2 separate regions of the Mus musculus genome follow, and region 2 is linked to region 1. A link is a loop called in an ENCODE intact Hi-C map of the cell type or tissue named here. Cell type or tissue: left cerebral cortex. All regions are shown on one strand. Each heading gives the region's core, and the rest is flanking DNA. Links, peaks and the distances in the headings are about the cores only. Region 1 overlaps Csgalnact1 (chondroitin sulfate N-acetylgalactosaminyltransferase 1). Region 2 overlaps Gm15991 (a long non-coding RNA gene).

Region 1 (8,665 bases), core at 147-8,146:
GTAGGAGGCACACATCATCTCCAGAACTCACTCTGGTAAACTTTGAGCATCTTCCTCTATTGTTCCCTCTTTTGCTTTTTGAGACACTGCATTTCTTTGGGCCTAGAACTTCCTCCATTAGCTAGACTTGCTAGCCAGAAAATTTTAGTGTTGGAGGTATATAAAGTTTCATGCCTGGTCTTATGTGGGAGACCTGTGCCACAAGCCCTTTAGCACTGAGCCATCTTTCTAGCCTCCAAGTGATATAATCTCCCAGGATTATATCCTAGCATACAGATAGACTGTATGTCATGGCATACATTGTGACTTTGTCACTATAAAGTACGTAGTTATGCTTATTTCTAATACCTACTTTGTCTTTCACTCTAGGCTACTTGATGCTTGTGTTTTATGCACTTGTAGAAGACCAGCAAAGACTTACAAGATTAGATATCTACAAACAGAATCTCTGTTCCCAAGACACTATTGGAAAGGCTGAACCGCTGACATAAGAAAGAACAGGATGAGCTCAGAGTAGCATTGTGTAAACAGTGGGAATGACATGCCCATGAACAGTATATAAACAGGTGTGACATAAATATTTCCTCTGAACTGAAACAGTCTCTCTTGGAGGCATGACAGGGGCTCTTAAGCATAACAAGCAAACAAACAAACAAAAAAACCAAACCAAAACAAACAAACAAAAACTATGGAAATTTACCAGACTTGGGAAACTCAGAAATTTATAAAATTCACAATTCTCCCTCTATAAGGTTATGTAAACAGTAAGCAATTGCTAAGGGAGAGGCCTCTTCCACGGAAATGACTGCTACTTGTACAGGAAACCGCTAGGATGTAGCTTCTCTGAGTCATCACTCTTCCTGGCGTGGGCTTTTTGGTGATGTAGCTGCATACGAATCATCACAGTCCTGTATGTGACCTCTCACCCTTATCCCTGTAAGTCACTCCAGTAAACTCATTGGTTCACCAAGCAAGACTTGGGTGGAATCAGCTGTGTGTTCTATCATTGCAGTTTTACCTAGGATACATAGATGTTTATTTATGTCTTCCGAGAACGAAACACAACAAAGGTGTCAAGAAAACACAACGCAAGGAAACATGTTCAGGTATGAGTTAGCTAACCCTTCCCTAACTTTTCCATTCACCCTTCACTTGGCACCAATCAGGAGCCATAGCCTGGTTGGCAGAGCTAAGCAATGTTGATTCAGGATGCTTAGTTATGTGGGCTGCTGTAGAGGTTACCAGCTTCAAACAATCATAGTGAGGAGAGGAGGAATGAACAAAAGAAGGGATCAGAAGGTAGGAAAACAGACCAAGAGCATGAAGGTGTGAATAGGGGTATAGGCAGCACTCAGCGAAAAGAGCAATTCTCTTTCTTGACCGGAAGAAGGGAACTATGGGTATGGAACTTCAGATGCAGGAAATGCATCAGTGAGCTGCAGCAAGTACCAAGTGAGGATACGACTGTGGCAAGAATTAATTCACTGAGAAGAGACCACATTGGGGCAGGCTCTAGGATGAAGGTATGTAGGAGTTATGTATGGTTTGACTATGCAATGTCCCCATCAGCTCACGTGCTTGAACATTTGGTCACCAACTAGAGAGATTTGGGGAAGTTGTGGGACCTTTTGGTGTTAGAATCATGATTTAGATTCCTTAGGTGTAAGGGCTATGGGGTATAAACCTCTCAAGTTCCTGCCCCAGTTCTCTGCTTCTTGACTGCCTCTATGATATAACCATCCACTTCACACTCCTACAGCAACAGCCATAGCAGTTCCCACCAGCATAACCTCACCACACTGATAGATTGTATGCCCTGAACTATGTGCCAAAATCGATCTTTCCTCTCTTGCTTGTTTTTTTTGTTTGTTTGTTTGTTTGTTCTTTTGTTTTGTTTTGCTTTTGTTTTTCGAGACAGGGTTTCTCTGTATAGCCCTGGCTGTCCTGGAACTCACTCTGTAGACCAGGCTGGCCTCGAACTCAGAAATCCACCTGCCTCTGCCTCCTGAGTGCTGGGATTAAAGGCGTGCACCACCACGCCCAACAATCCTTCCTCTCTTAAGATGTTATTCCATCACCACAACAAGAAAAATATCACACAGGACACAAGGATATTTCTACTATAAAATGGGCATGGCCTAGTGCTATTAAATATCTGGAACGAGAATTAATGCCTTCCACATGGGATTGCATGATTAGCAGCCCCATGCTGTGTGGGGCACCTGCCCATCACTGCTGCCAGAGGTTCAAGTCTGAGTCAGCAAGAGTGAGGAGCAGCAGGTAACAACTCTCTCCAGCTAGTGCTTACCTGGCAGGCCTCCTGTTTCCTGGGCAAGATCTCCTGTCGTTGCACTAGGTTCCAACAGGATTATAACTGTTCTTCATAGCCAATGTATGAACTACAGCCTCCCCTCTTCTGTCCTGTCTTACTACCCAATAGCTTTAGAACTTAGACATTTGATTTCTCCCACATAGACTTTGATCAATTTCTGATTGCTTCCTGGCTAATTTTCACCCTGGACCCTTTCTGCTATCATCTCAAGACTTTTACAGTTACAGCACACGTGATTTTTAAATGGGGTGTTCTCTTTTACACCATCCAAGTTATTCTTGAAAACATTAAGCATCCTAAGACTCAAGGTGAGAGCCATTCTTGTGCTCTGAAGTTGGCCACCTGTTTTCACAGCCCTTTGACTTACTACTTAGAGAAGAACTTGTCAAGAAGCAATCTCCAGTTGTGTTCCTATTGCTCACTTTTGGCTGAGGTACTTACATGTTTTCTGCTGTCGACAACTCAAATGTGGTCCCTTTTAAAGCGCCACATTTTCTATCTTCCTAGTACAATAATGTAAAACTGACTCATGGATCTTAACTTACTCCTTTTATCTTAACCACAATAACAATGCTAGACCCCTGCCCCACCCCCATTATCAATAATACAAAAACATAAATAAAACCTCTGTTAAAATGTGTTAAGGAGGAAGCAGCACTTTTCAAAGACAAAAGTGTCTGCCAGGCACAGCTCTCCTGTCTTCATCCCTCTGTCTACTTTTTATTTGTATTTCTAGAGAAAACTGGAAGAAAAAAAAAGATTTCATTGCTGAAAACACGAAGTATGGGTACAATTTCCCATTCCCTTCCCAATGTTACTGATGTTGCGAAGGCTCCTGCTTATACTGAGGCAGAATCTCCTATCCCTCGATGGCCAGGACCTTGCTGGGTACATGTGGATGCCCCTGAACTCCTAATTCTCCTGCCTCCAGTTCTCAAGTTCTCGACTTAACTTCTTTAACATTAATCTTGCCAGTTGTATTTAAATATCTTATAGTAAAGAAACCCAAAATTATTGCTTACAAGAGCAAAACAAGCTGTCAGAAATACTACATTTATCCCAAAGCCTAAGCCAATAGTATATATTCATTAGGAAGCAATTCTCAAATAGTTCTAATGACCACCCCTAGGGATATTACAAAGGTGATTCATCTTCCCGAACCATTTTACTTTAACTTGATCAAAAATCACTGTACCCATTTGGCTAAAGAATGACTATTTCAGAAAGGTTAATATTCTGTCCCAGCTGTGTTCTCAATTTAGTGGTCAGTTAAGGTTTTTTGTGTGTTTTTTGTTTATTTGTTTGTTTAAAAAAAGCTCTTCTAGTTGTGCTATTGATTAATGCTCTAAAAAGACAAAAATACCAAAAGAGTATTGAAAGTGAAATAGAGATCACTGCCAGTGGATGAGGAGTTTCAAAGCAAACTAGTTGAGCTTCTTTAAAAAAAAATGATGCCTTTAAAAATAACTTTTTATTAATATAACTATTAAAGTAAAATGAACATATTCTGTAGATAGCTGGGATATCCCAGTAATGCGGAAGTTATATCCCAGTGTAAGGTTTGCTTTCTAAGTCACCTGCGACAAATAGATTCACTTATCTGCAAGAGTAAGTGCTACATAAATCCTTAAAGGCTAAAAATGATCTTGGCTTCTCTTATAATGGAAAAGGGAGTCTAAAATGCTAAGAGGAAAAGAAATGGGAGGCAACCCCTGTAAATTTCCATCCTTTAAATACAGTGAGATTTAATAACGGTAAAATGCATGTGATTTAGTATGTAACACACAACTCATCTGAACATATTATGCCCCCCAAAGTAGTAGAATATGCCCCTCTTCCTCTTTAATAAGTAAAACGCAAATTATTTTTTTGAAATGAAACCATCAATATCTAAAAGCACGAAAGCCCGGCTGAGAACAGAGGAAGGCAAAACACCGCACTTCCATGTGGAAAAGAACAAACCCAAACAAGCTAACCTCGGCAGAAAGAAAGGCGCACAGCTGTTCCGCTCGCACATCTGCTTCTGGTGGTGACTGCGCTGGAGTTGCACTTGGCTTCCAAGTCAGGGTCCAGAGGGAAAGTACCGCCCCCTTCTGCTAGCACCGTGTTCAGCTCAGCGCCACCACTGGAGGAAAAAAAATCCATGCAATGAAGTGTTAACAGTAAAAGAGAAAATTCCTCATTTGAGTTTTTCTGAAAAGGTTCACACGCTGCAAGGGTTCCCTCTGGGAATCTTACTACCAGTGACCACCACTGGCATTCGCAACACTAAGCCAGCCTGCTTCAGCCCTGGAGGAAAGCTTTGCTGGCAGGACTAGTGCCTGCCAAAGACGCTGGAGAAGACAGACTGGGTGCTTTTGATTGTCATCCGGCTCCCCACCCAAATCCCGAGATCCAGAACCCCTGCCCAGCCCCCTCTCTGTACATCTTGCCCTCGCTAAAGGATGGTGGGGTGAGTTACGGATGGACCCTACACTGTCCCAGCCCTTGACAAAACAGATGCTGTCAGCTGAGATACAAGCAGAATATGAAGATGTTCAGACCAAAGACTCCCCATAAGTAAGAAAGATTCTGGAGAGACACTAAGGTCCTCATGTGGAGCCTGTAATATACTGTTTTCAATGAACTAACATGGGGCTCACTTCCCCAAGAATTTTCCTTATTTTTATTCTGTCTGTCTCATAATTCAAGTAATGGACATAATATATCCGTTTGTGTGTGTGTATACACACTACATTTCCATTTCACATGCAGGAATGATTAAAAAGTCCAAGATGATTTCTACAAGGCCAAAGGAAAGATTGATAAGCCACTAAAGTCTACAGATGACTTGCTGCCCCCATCCCCACCCCAACCCCCCACCCTGTCTCCATAGGGACAGCCTGCCAGCAAGTGAGTTTGAAGGTTGTTTTCTGTTGTTGTGGGGGTTTTTGGGTTTTTTGTTTGTTTGTTTTTTGTTTTGTTTTTTTGTTTTGTTTTTGTTTTGTTTTTGGTTCTGGGTTTTGTTTTGTTTTGTTTTGCCTCACTGGCATTAACAAATCAGTGGAAATGTACACTGCTTTGCTATAGAAGTAGGGTCTGTTTTCTATCCACACTCTCTCACCCTGGTTTGCTCTGGTTTTAGCAGTGGAAGTGGGGTGTCATCTTCCTGGGAGGGGCAAGTCTCCAGACCTCCAACTTTGACTACTCCTGGCCGAGCTGCCTGCTTCCACACAGCTCTCCTAGCCCAACGCCCCCCGCCCCCCCACCAGCCTAATTAATCTATGTCTAAATGGAGCTGCAGTTGGCAGAGAGGCAGCAGTGTCAACGTGGAATAATCACTTGGACCTGAATCTCAGTTGTTTTCCATCCCTGACAACAAATAATGTTACTTCCCAGCCTGCAGGCCAAGAGCTGAAATGGGTTTATAATTTGCCTTCCAATCAATCTCTGAGTCTCTCTCAACCCCCTAAGTTTTCTCTTCTGTCTTTCAGCATGCAGGAAACAGCCTCGGAGACTCCATCAGGGGCAAGGTCTTTATTGATATCCTTAATGAATATTCTTTGCCTTCTAAGTAAAAAGGTGGAAATCTGCATAATCCCAAACCATGCTGGTTTACATAATGAAAACAAATAGACTGTCGGCTGGTAGCTCTGCAAGATCATTAATAAGCTCCGTCATTCTCTCACCCCAGTGGCTGGAACAGCAGCCTTCAGTCATTTCATATGCACCAAGTCATCCACATTCAGCCAGCCTAGACCCTGACACTAGGCAGGTTGGAATCAGAGGACAAACAGCTCAGCTTCTTCCTCCTTTCCTAGTAAAAGAACTCATTAAAACTCTGCTCCTGGGCTCTGGGAAGTGCATGGTCTCCTTACTAATCCCAAGCCTCTAGCTCCTCCAGAGAGGAATCCTCTCCAGCTAGTAAAGAAAAAAGCGCAATACAAGAATGCAGAGTCGCCAGCAAAACCAAGAGCAGTGACCAGGATAGAAACAAAACAGCATAGTGAAAATTCTCAGAAGATTAACTAAATATGCTAAAGAGAATGGGGTGTGTTCAGCCGGACACAGGCAATGAGCCCTCACCATACCATGGTACCGCTTAGGAAGCCATTCAATAGCCACAACACGCGCATTAATTTTTCCATTATTACAGAGGGGCAGAAGGAGGTTAAGAAATCTGCATGGCTAATATGTAGTAAAGCCAGGATTTTTTTTTCTTCCACAAAAAAAAAAAAAAAAAAAAAAAAACACTGAAAAGAAAAGCAAGCTTGCCTCTTTGTACTACTTGACCCTGTCCACATAGGCACTGGTTGTGATTTGAATGTGAAATGCTCCACCATAGGCTGACATATCTACATACTTAACCCCAGCTGTCAACTCTGTTTGGGAAGGTTGTGGAATTTTAGGAAGTAGGGCCTCACTTCCTAAAGTAGAGGAAATGTATCCCTTTGTGTAAGACTTGAAGATTTATGGCCCAACCCCAATTCCTGTTTATTCTGCTTTCTTAGTGTGGATAAAATGTGACCAACAAGCTGCTAGCTCCTGCCACCACTTTCCCTCTGCCCATCTACATGATCCCCTTCTATGATAAACTTTGGGAACTATAAACCCAAATCAACTCATGTCCCTTAAATTGCTTTTGCTAGGGTGTTTTATCCCAGTAACAAGAAATGAAACTAAGATACTAGTTTCTTATGTGGGTCTTTAGTAATGCAGGTGGGGTCCAAAGTAGCTGGAGAAAAGCATGAACCACTTAGATATTCCACCCGAATCTCTCACTGAGGCCTTGAGAACACAGTCTTCCCTTATTTGCCCCATCTTTCCCCATCCCCACCTCTCCAACAACTAAATAATAAATAAATAAATAAATAAATAAATAAATAAATAAATAAATAAATGAATGGATGGAGATCTCAATGACAAAAACAAATGTTTTCATAAGTCTTCCTAAATAACACAAAGAATATCACAGTATGGGAATGTGCCAAAAGTAAAATTAAAATCCAGTGAACACTTGAGAAGTATCAACACAGAGCTTTGCTTGTGGGATTCTGAAGGTAGCAAGGAAATTATCCCTTAGCCCTAATATGTTTGTTTTGTGTGAGTTCTCTTCCATATCATTTGTAGCCCACACTGTTTTTGACAGTTGAGCTCAGAGAGTGAGGATTAAGGAGGACCTGACGTGGCTTCACTTGTTTAAGTGGTGAGAAGATGGTGAAGAGAAAGGTGGTGTATCCTGTAGCCGCCAATGGCCACCGGTTACTGGGTTCCTAAAAGGAAAGCTGGGGATGGATGGGAAGGACAGTGAGGGAAATACGATGAGCCAAGACAAAGTTCTCTGATCAAGGCTCAACTTTAATTCTTTTTTTTTTTAAAGATTTTATTTATTTATATGTAAGTACACTGTAGCTGTCTTCAGACACTCCAGAAGAGGGAGTCAGATCTCAGATGGTTGTGAGCCACCATGTGGTTGCTGGGATTTGAACTGCGGACCTTCGGAAGAGCAGTCAGGTGCTCTTACCCACTGAGCCATCTCACCAGCCCTCAACTTTAATTCTTGAGTCTGATTTTTAAAGGGGGAAAACCCATTCCCCACTTTGCCAGGATCTCATCAGGAAGGCAAGCTCAGCTGCTCAGCAGGTGGTGGCTTCTTGAAGGCAGCTGCTGATGTGGCAGGACAATAGACTTCATCTAGGTCAGAAGACTCCACCCTAAGTGGGCTAGCCTACTGTGGCAAACAAGGTCTGATTCAGCCCACTCAAGTTTGAGGGGAGGGCACAGTCTCCCTGAGAAATCTAGAGAAAAACTGTACGTGTGGGTTTTAGACATTTTCTATCTGGGACTCTACAGATTGGGATATCCACTATCTCATTTATCCAAAGGAATAGAATTTGCCAACCATTCATTAGCACATTCTCTTCAAATAAACTAGTGTCTCAGATTTTGTTTGTTTGTTTGGTTGGCTTTTGGTGTTTTGTTTTGTTTTGTTACTGTGAAGAGACACCATGACCAAGGTAACACATAAAAGAAAACATTTAATTTGGGCTGGCTTACAGTTTCAAAAGTTCAGTCCATTATCATCATAGTGGGAAGCATGGCAGCATCCAGGCAGACATGGTGCTGGAAGAGTCAAGAGTTCTGCATCTTGATACAAAGGCAGCAGCAGGAGACTGTTCTCTGCAGGCATCCAGGAGAAAGGTCTTTTACCACCCTGGGCAGAACTTAAGCATAGGACCTCAAAGCCCACTCCCACAGTGATGTATTTCCTCCAGCAAGGTCACATCTCTTAATAATGCCACCTCTGTGGGCCAAGCATATTCCAACTGCCACAGCCAGCCTTTACTCCTGTTA
Region 2 (8,665 bases), core at 428-8,427, 570 kb before region 1:
TGAAAACAGAATGGCCACACAGGCTGCTCCTACAGGCAGGTGGTCAGGGGAGTTTAGCAGGTGAAGTTTAGGGCAGGTGGAAGAGGCTGAGATGAGAAATTAGTAAGGGCATGCTTTCCCAAGCAGGAGATGGTAGCACCCAGCAATTGTGCCAGAGGGCAAGTTGTGGTTGAGCAACTGTATGTCTGTGTCTTTTATCCGAAGAGTCAAGGGAATCCCAGTGGGGCCTGGTAGCACGGTCACCTTCTGGAGCTAAAGGAGGGTAGCATGTAAAACAACATGCAACAAAATAGTCCCTATGAATGTGGCCTTGTTTGTTAATTTACTAGCTTCTTGTGAGCCAAGATTTAGCAGTGAGGGATAGGCAGCAGACCCAACATACTTGTAGAAATTGAGTGTGTTGAAGATCCTTTCCTTTTGTTGTTATTTTCATAGCCATGTATTACCTATACATAACAACAGATGACATTTTCATACAAGCATTGAACATATTTCGGTTATGTTCATCCCCTGCCATGCCTGTTTAGTCCCCTCCTGATTCACTGATCCCCTTTCTGTTCCCAACCCAATAACTTTAACAGTAAGTCTCTAGATAGGAGCACGGACAACTTATAAGTGCCTACACCACTAAAGAATTCCCCTCCCCGCTTCCTGCATCAACCTTGAGCTGCCAGTAGACCTTATGCAGGCAATCACAGATACTGAGCGTTCAAGAGGGCGTCCTTGCCATGCTCAAAAGACAGCAGCCCCCGGGATCCCTCTCCGTCCTCTAGCTATATTTTTTTTTCTGCCTCTTCTGTGTTGTTCCCTTGGAGGGGATGATGAACACTACCCAGTTAAGGCTGAGCAGTTATTTGTTCTTAGTTATGGGTTCCTGCAGAAACTGCCACCCACTTCAAAAGAGAAGCTATAGTGACCAAGGCTTTCAGCATCACTCATCTATGGACATGACGATAAATACTTAGAAGGCAGTTTGACAAGTCCATTCAGTAAGTTCCCCCTTCGGGCCTATGACTTCCTCAGCCACAGGTTTTTGACTTCAGAGTTTGACTTCAGTCTGAGATGTCAATTCCCTGCTATTTAGAAAGCCACAAATCCAACTAGAAAGTTGTTGTCTACTCTCTAACAATCATGTCAGTGTTGTGCCTCTCCACAAGTCCAGTGCTGAGAGTGTAGCACTCAGGGTCCACAGCTAAGGAAGACTACTGATGACAACCCCACCCCACCCGACCCCCTAGCAAACTGAATAGCACCTTCCTTCAGGGACCACAAAATATAGGCAACAGAGAAGCTTCCAGCTCGTTTCCAACCTGATTTTTCTGTTCTGAAACCAAGTATGCAGTATCTTTGGCAATGGTATCCTAGCTTCTGGTTCTGGTGGGCAACTGACAGCAGCAGGCCCTGATACAACTTGTATCATTTCAGGGCCCTTAGGGGTTTCCCTGATCATCCCTATCATCCTCAGAAGATAGCTCATCCCTAGATCTGTTTTTAGATTTATTTATTCATTTATTTCATGTATATGAGTACACTGTAACTGTCCACAGACACACCAGCAGAGGGTATCAGAATCCATTACAGATGGTTGTGAGCTACCATGTGGTTGCTGGGAATTGTATTCATGGCCTCCAGAAGAGCAGTCAGTGCTCTTAACCACTGAGCCATCTCTCCAGCCCTAGTATCTTTATTTAATAACTAATTGGTCCTTCTTTTCTTTTAAACTAGACACATATAGGAATCCAAACTACGTATTTCAGTTCCCAACAAACTGTGGAAAACATGTCGCCACATTTAAAAAGTCTCATTTTCCTTTAATTAAAAATTTAAAACAACACCTCAATGTTTAATTCTATTTAACTATGATTGACTCAAAATTCACCAGGGCAGTTCTTCCAAGGATAACTAAAAGGCCCAAATTTGAAATAATTAGCCACCCACCATCAGAAAGGTAAACACTAAGCTGATTTTTCCTACTCACACACATGGAATGTCAGTACTTGGAAAACTAAAGCAGAATCATGATGAGTTTAAGGCAAGCCTGAACTTTACAGTGACCTTAAGACCAGCCTGAGTTACACAGCAATGTCAGCCTTAAGGGAAAAAAAAAAAAAAAGAAGCCACCCAAGGTATTTTGTTTTGTTTTGCAATGTGCTACTTCTATCAAATCTCAAGGTTCCATTTTAGGCAACAGAAATATTTATGAATAATATAATGCCAAGTTCCTCATATAGTAAAATTTTATGGCCATAGTCTCATTAATACCATCAGCTTAATAAATGTCTAGGTACCTCAGTCTCTGACTAGCACAGGAATAACAATAACAAAGACAGAGCTTATTTAGTAGTGAGTACAATGAGCGTCAATACTTGCTTCCTAGTTATTTTGTATTCGTTTTCAAGAAATTTCCAATTTGGCAGCACTGCAAGTTGAAACCATAGCTTCTAACTTGGAGTTCTGAAAGTTATACAAGGAAAAGTGGAGGGATGGGTGTTCCAAGTATAAGGGACAAAGAACACCCAGGTCTTGGCCCTTAAGAAAAGAATGTCCCATGAAGACTTTGTTTTCCCCTTTAATAGCCCTGTCATCCGCTCTAGAATGCTAATAACTGAAAGTAATCTGTACTAAATAATCCAATGCTTTGGGCTATACACATATACTTCCCCTTCCAAAAGAAAAATAAGAGGGGATACCACACATACTGCTATATGTCAATATCCGAAAGGTTTTTGGCTTTATCTTAACAGGTTAAAAAACTAAGTTCCTTCACATGGTATTTAGTGTAGAAGTTCAGTAAGCAAATCAGATAGAAGGTAGTTCTGGCTCCCTGGGGACGGAAGCAGGAACTTCCACTCTAGCCTCGTTCCCCAACGCTCCAGGAGACACAGAACCTTGAGTTAGAGAACTGTTTTAAGCTGTGCTTTTCTGGAAGGCTACAGGACTTGGTGAGAAAACTCAGCTCCTAAATTCACATTTGCACAGCCATGCCAACAGCATGACGCAGATGCTAAATGAAGTGAGATAGTAACGTAGATGCCGTGTGACCTGAGGTAGTGACTTAGCCAGGGTTAAGTCTGAGTGACCTCATCCGAGGAAGAACCGTATCAGCTCATCCTGAGGGCTGAAGAGCCCTGTGCAAGGTACCAGAGTCCCTGACAGAAGCTTTACAGCTGGGCACATTTTAGTCTAATCGTGCAGAAGATGGAGGTGTGACCTTTGCTTCCTAGATTCCCAGATAGCATTTTATAGCTTTAGAATGATAAAGATGTACATCACAGATCAATGTATAGACATGTAGAATTATAAGATGCATGTCAAAGATTACTGTATAGGTGATGTGTACATTACAGATAGGTAGAAATAAATGTATAGATATTTAGAATTATAAGGTGTATGTCACAGATTAATGTTTAGATATATAGATTACAGATGCACAAATATGGATGTAAACAAAGGTCAGTAATTAATTGGGACAGAGAAATCAGGCTGGACCCCAAAATTTTACACACACACACATATATACACAAACACACACAAAAATATATCAGTTAACAAGTACCGGTTGAGAAACTTCCACAGAATCTATTTCTACGTCAATTTGTGTTTCTTCAGAAGCTTTTCAAAGACTTACAGTAGAGAATGCCAGTAACACTCCAGTTCTTGTTTCACACCATCTTAGTTCATCTTAGCTCACTTAGGAGAGATCATTCATGTCTCTCACCTTTTAAATCTGAGTATTTTCCTCAACAGAGGAATGGATACAGAAAATGTGGTACATTTACACAATGGAATACTACTCAGCTATTTAAAAAAATGAATTTATGAAATTCCTAGGCAAATGGATGGACCTGGAGGGTATCATCCTGAGTGAAGTAACCCAATCACAAAGGAACTCGCACAATATGTACTCACTGATAAGTGGATAATAGCCCAGAAACTTAGGATACCCAAGATATAAGATACAACTTGCCAAATGCATGAAATTCAAGAAGAACGAAGACCAAAGTGTGGACACTTTATCCTTTCTTAGAAATGGGAACAAAACACCCATAGAAGGAGTTACAGAGACAAAATTTGGAGCTGTGATGAAAGGATGGACCATCTAGTGATTGCCATATGCAGGGATCCATCCCATAATCAGCTTCCAAATGCTGACACCATTGCATACACTAGCAAGATTTCGCTGAAAGGACCCAGATATAGCTGTCTCTTGTGAGACTATGCCGGGGCCTAGCAAACACAGAAGTGGATGATCACAGTCAGCTATTGGATGGGTCACACGGCCCCCAATGGAGGAGCTAGAGAAATTACCCAAGGAGCTAAAGGGAACTGCAACCCTATAGGTGGAACAACAATATGAACTAACCAGTACCCGGGAGCTCTTGTCTTTAGCTGCATATGTATCAAAAGATGGCCTAGTCGGCCATCACTGCAAAGAGAGGCCCATTGGACTTGCAAACTTTATATGCCCCAGTACAGGGGAACGCCAGGGCCAAAAAGGGGGAGTGGGTGGGTAGGGGATTGTGGGGGTGGGTATGGGGGACCTTTGGGATAGCATTGAAAATGTAAACGAGGAAAATACCTAATTAAAAAAAAAAAAAAGAAAGAGAAAAAAAAAAGAAAAAGAAAATTTTAAACCTTTATTCCATGATGTCCTAATGAGACTAAGGAATGAATGGAAATTTCCTAAACCTCCAAGTTAACTTAAACAGAACACAAAGATGCTCACTCTGTCTCCCTCCACACCCCACCCTCATCTCAGATCTAAGTGGGAGAAAGCTGCCAGCAAGAAACTGAAATGGTGCCTCACAGCTGGGGAAGTGCCACTGAAAGCATCGCAGACTCTGTCCACCAGGGGGCAGTGTTGTCTAACTATTAAAGAGTACTCAGCATGAACAGAAATAAACTCCTTCCTAAAGATTTTCAGGGGAAAGATTTCTCAGGTTCGAAGGAAAATCTAAAATGTTTCTATTAAGTCTCTTTAATCAGATTACAACGTCCTCACAACCTCACAACCTCACCATCCACTGCTCACAAGCACTAGGCCTCACATGCCTCTAGATCAAAGATGACCCCAGAAGGAACTGAAGACTCCTCATGTGGTTTTCCACTCCGCCCAGGACTGCTTCAGTCCCCACCACAAGCGCCATCCTCACCTGTGATCTGCTGTGAACAGGCAAAGGAAGTGGTGACCACTGGCTACCCAGAACCCTACTGCCCCACCAAACTTCAAGCCACTTTATGATGGCCCTACTTAAATTATCTCCCAACAATGAATAAAACCCCTATAAGTAGCCAGGTGTGATTGTGCATGCCTTGAATGCAAGCACTTAGAAACCAGAGCCAGGGAGATCCCTGTGAGTCTCGGGACATCCTGGTCGATATAACCAATACCGTATTTGCCAGGGGTGCACACTGAAACCCTGTCTGTAAAACAAAAACAAAACAAAATGACAAACAACAACAAAACAAACAAACAAACAACAACAACAAAAAACCACTCCAACATATACCCAACATTTTACCTTGAAAGAGATGGTTATCATCCTGTCCTAGTGACAAAGGCCCAAAGTAGAGTGCCAAGGTGTCAGTGGCCAGGGTGATTTACATTATATTCCAGGTCTTTAAAGGAGGCAGCAAACATATCATAACTCATTTAACAGTCTATTATTATTTAAAAAAATATTTTGGATCAACCCAAGCAAATAAACTGTCTTAAATAGCCAAAACTATAAAACAACTAGAGAACGGCATAAGGAAAATTGCTTCTTGACACTGATACTGGCTATTTATTTTTCTTGTGTGAAACACCAAAAGCACAGGCAAAGAAAAAAAAAGGCTGCAAAGACATGAGCAAGGGAGAGAGGCCTTCTTAAGAGACTCAGAGACAAGCCCCTGATAATCCAATCCCAAATAACCAGCCCTCACACACATTCACTCACACACACACACACACACCACGAGTGAAGGGGCCAACAAATGAGCTCAGCACACTGCGTTTCTATATACATATGAATATATACATATATGTATATATGTATGTAACAATACTAATTAAGAGAAAAGAGGTCATGAAAATGAAAGGGAATTTGGGGACTCAGAAGGAACTGAAAGACGGAGATGAAGGCATAAAAAAATTAATTAAATACAGCAGTCATATATAAAAATCTCAAAAAGAATTTCAAGAAAAAATCAGGACCACATCCATCTGAGAAACAAACTCAACTGCTGTGCAGCAAAGGAAACGGTCAACAGAATAAAGAGACAACCTACATAATAGGAGAAAATATTTGTGAAGCGAACATCTGATAAGTAAATATAACTTAAATAATTCAATACCAAGAAAACAAGCAACGGCTTTTTTAACGGGCAGCCTCTGAACAGACATGTCTCAATAGCTTAGGGGAGGACAGACTTAGCCAACTGCACAGGAGACTATGTTTCGCATCACTAGCTGTGGTTTGAATGAGAATGGCCCCAGTAAGCTCATGTTTGATTATTTGCTTCCCAGCTGCTGGCAACATTTGGGAAGGCTTAGGGGCCTTACTGGAGGAGGTGCTTCATCGCAGGCTTGGAGGTTTCAAAACTCCACACAATTTCCAATGTGTCTCTCCCTTGCTCGTGCCTCTGCATCAGGATAACGCCCTCAGCTATAGCTACACCATGCCTGTCTGCCTGCTGCCAAGCTACCGTGCCAGGATGATCATGGACTCGTCCCACCTGAAACCATAAGCAAACTCCAAATAAACCCTTCCTTCTGTAGGATGCCCAGGTCACTGTGCCTCATCACAGCAAAAACAAAGTAACTGAGAGACTCATAATTTGGGAGCGGGGGAGTTAAACCCCTAGGAGACACCGCCTCATACCTGCTAGAAAGACTATTACGAAAGAGGCAAAGATGTGTTGGAGAGGATGCAGGGAAAAATAGGTCCTCTGTACATTGCTGCTAGAAGTGTAAGACGTTATGAAAAAGAGAATGGAGACTCCTACAAACATAGAAATGGGATGAACATGTGATCCGCTAATCCAAGTACACAGCCCAAGGACAGCCAGTTAATTAAACAACACCCAAACACCCAAAGTTTTCACACAGTTATTCAAAATACCCAAGATACTGATATCTGGAGACTTAAGTCGAGGGGGAAAGTGAGATATATATGTACATAATGAAATATGATACATCAAAAAGCAAAATCCTGCTATTTGCAATTGAATAAATATGAAGAACATTTTGCTAAGTAAAATAAGACAAGAACAAAACAACAATATTGTATGATCTCACATGTAGAATGTTTCAAAAGTCAAGGACCAGCAAGATGACCTATGGGGTAAAGACACAGGTCACACAAGCCTGATGACCTAAATTTGCTCTCAGAATCCACATAAAAGTGGGAAAAAAACAAACTCCACAGAGTTGTCCTCTGACTCAACTACTATGCCAAATGCACGTCCCACATGAACACAACTCACAGGCATGCACACACACACAGAGGCACACGCACACTGGCCTAATCAAAATATTTTCTATGCAAATTAGACAGATGATTCAGAACTTAAATGATCCTGGTTACTTTGAGCCTGTTGATCTGCCATCTGAGAATTCCCCACCACTGGTATGCTTGCGTAAGCCCTAGTACATTCTTGAGAACAGAAAGAAGAAAGAGAGAACATAGAAGGACAAACTGGCATGTCCTAAGCATACTTTAAAGGTGTTTTGGCTGAGCAGCCCCCAGAATTAATACTTCTTGCAATCTGTCGCCATGAACACGTTTGGGAACAGACATTCCCCAGACTTCTCTTCTCAGCTTACCTGCACTGACTTCATACTGCTCTTCTAAGACCAGTAAACAAAGAACCTCATTTTCAATCAGTAAGAACATATGTTAGCATGTTTCAGCATCTGCCCCAAGTCCTTCTCCTTTGTCCTCTGCAGAGACTGTCTCCAAACAGCTTCTGCCACTGTCTGGGTACTCTCCTTTTCCAGCCTAACTGATTATGTGCCTTCAGTAGGTTGCCATATGTCCCTACTTTTATTCCAATAGGAATCATATCGTTAGAACCATCATAGTACGTGTCTGCTACTCCAACCAAACCATATACACATCTCTCTCCAGTTTAGCAACTGAAGGAATGACTCAGAAAATGCCCCCAAGAGAGCCTTCATTTGGCAGGGGGAATATTTAGGGGATCTGATACCTGCCATTATAGGAAAATACAGGCATCTTGATTATTTGTTTAAGGTCTTTTTCAACACACCAGCATTTCCCCAATAAGTGCATCCATGTAAGCTGGGGAATGTTTATAATGTTCGCTACGTGTAAGCTTGCAGCCACACCGCAGGCTTTCAGGGTTACTGACCTATCAACTCTCCCAGCCTTCAAGTTCCCCACCCATGTACGTTCCTTTAAGCTGGAAGATGGTTCACCTTGGCCTGGGCCCTTGGCTGGTTCCCACCACTGATCACAGTGCCAGCAGAGGAAGCCCAACTCCCTGCACACCTTTTATTAATCTGCTAATGTGCACCTGATGACCATCAGAAACTCATCACTTGCTACAGTTCTCTTAATTCTCCTTTAAAAAATGGGCTTGCCGCCCCCTTATTAAAGCAGCTGTCCTTTCATCTGACTTCCAAATAATCCTACAATAAATCTGTAGATTATCTGCAAAT

The links. Hi-C counts contacts between places; a loop is a spot of excess contacts. Peaks named below come from ENCODE experiments on the same cell type or tissue, not always from the same donor. Only the 100,000 strongest peaks of a DNase experiment are listed, where the experiment ranks them.
Region 2: it touches region 1 in a loop (2.2-fold over the local background); 2 of 42 quality-filtered maps call a loop at or near these places.

What each region holds. Positions count from the first base shown.
Region 1 is chr8:68,552,664-68,561,328 of GRCm38, forward strand. Csgalnact1 (chondroitin sulfate N-acetylgalactosaminyltransferase 1) reads right to left here. Exons shown (of 10, transcript NM_172753.5): 3 at 4,309-4,457. Among named protein-coding and RNA genes, the nearest start is that of Csgalnact1, 180 kb to the right of the region's middle. In left cerebral cortex, for the core only: a CTCF peak has its summit at 4,452 (motif pointing left); DNase peaks (open chromatin) are centred at 4,416, 5,680 and 5,972; H3K4me3 peaks cover 1,165 bases; H3K27ac peaks cover 1,856 bases.
Region 2 is chr8:67,981,856-67,990,520 of GRCm38, forward strand. All of the region lies in intron 4 of Gm15991 (a long non-coding RNA gene), which reads left to right. It also overlaps a transcript of Psd3 not described here. Among named protein-coding and RNA genes, the nearest start is that of Psd3, 12 kb to the left of the region's middle. In left cerebral cortex, for the core only: a CTCF peak has its summit at 4,847 (motif pointing right); a DNase peak (open chromatin) is centred at 4,831.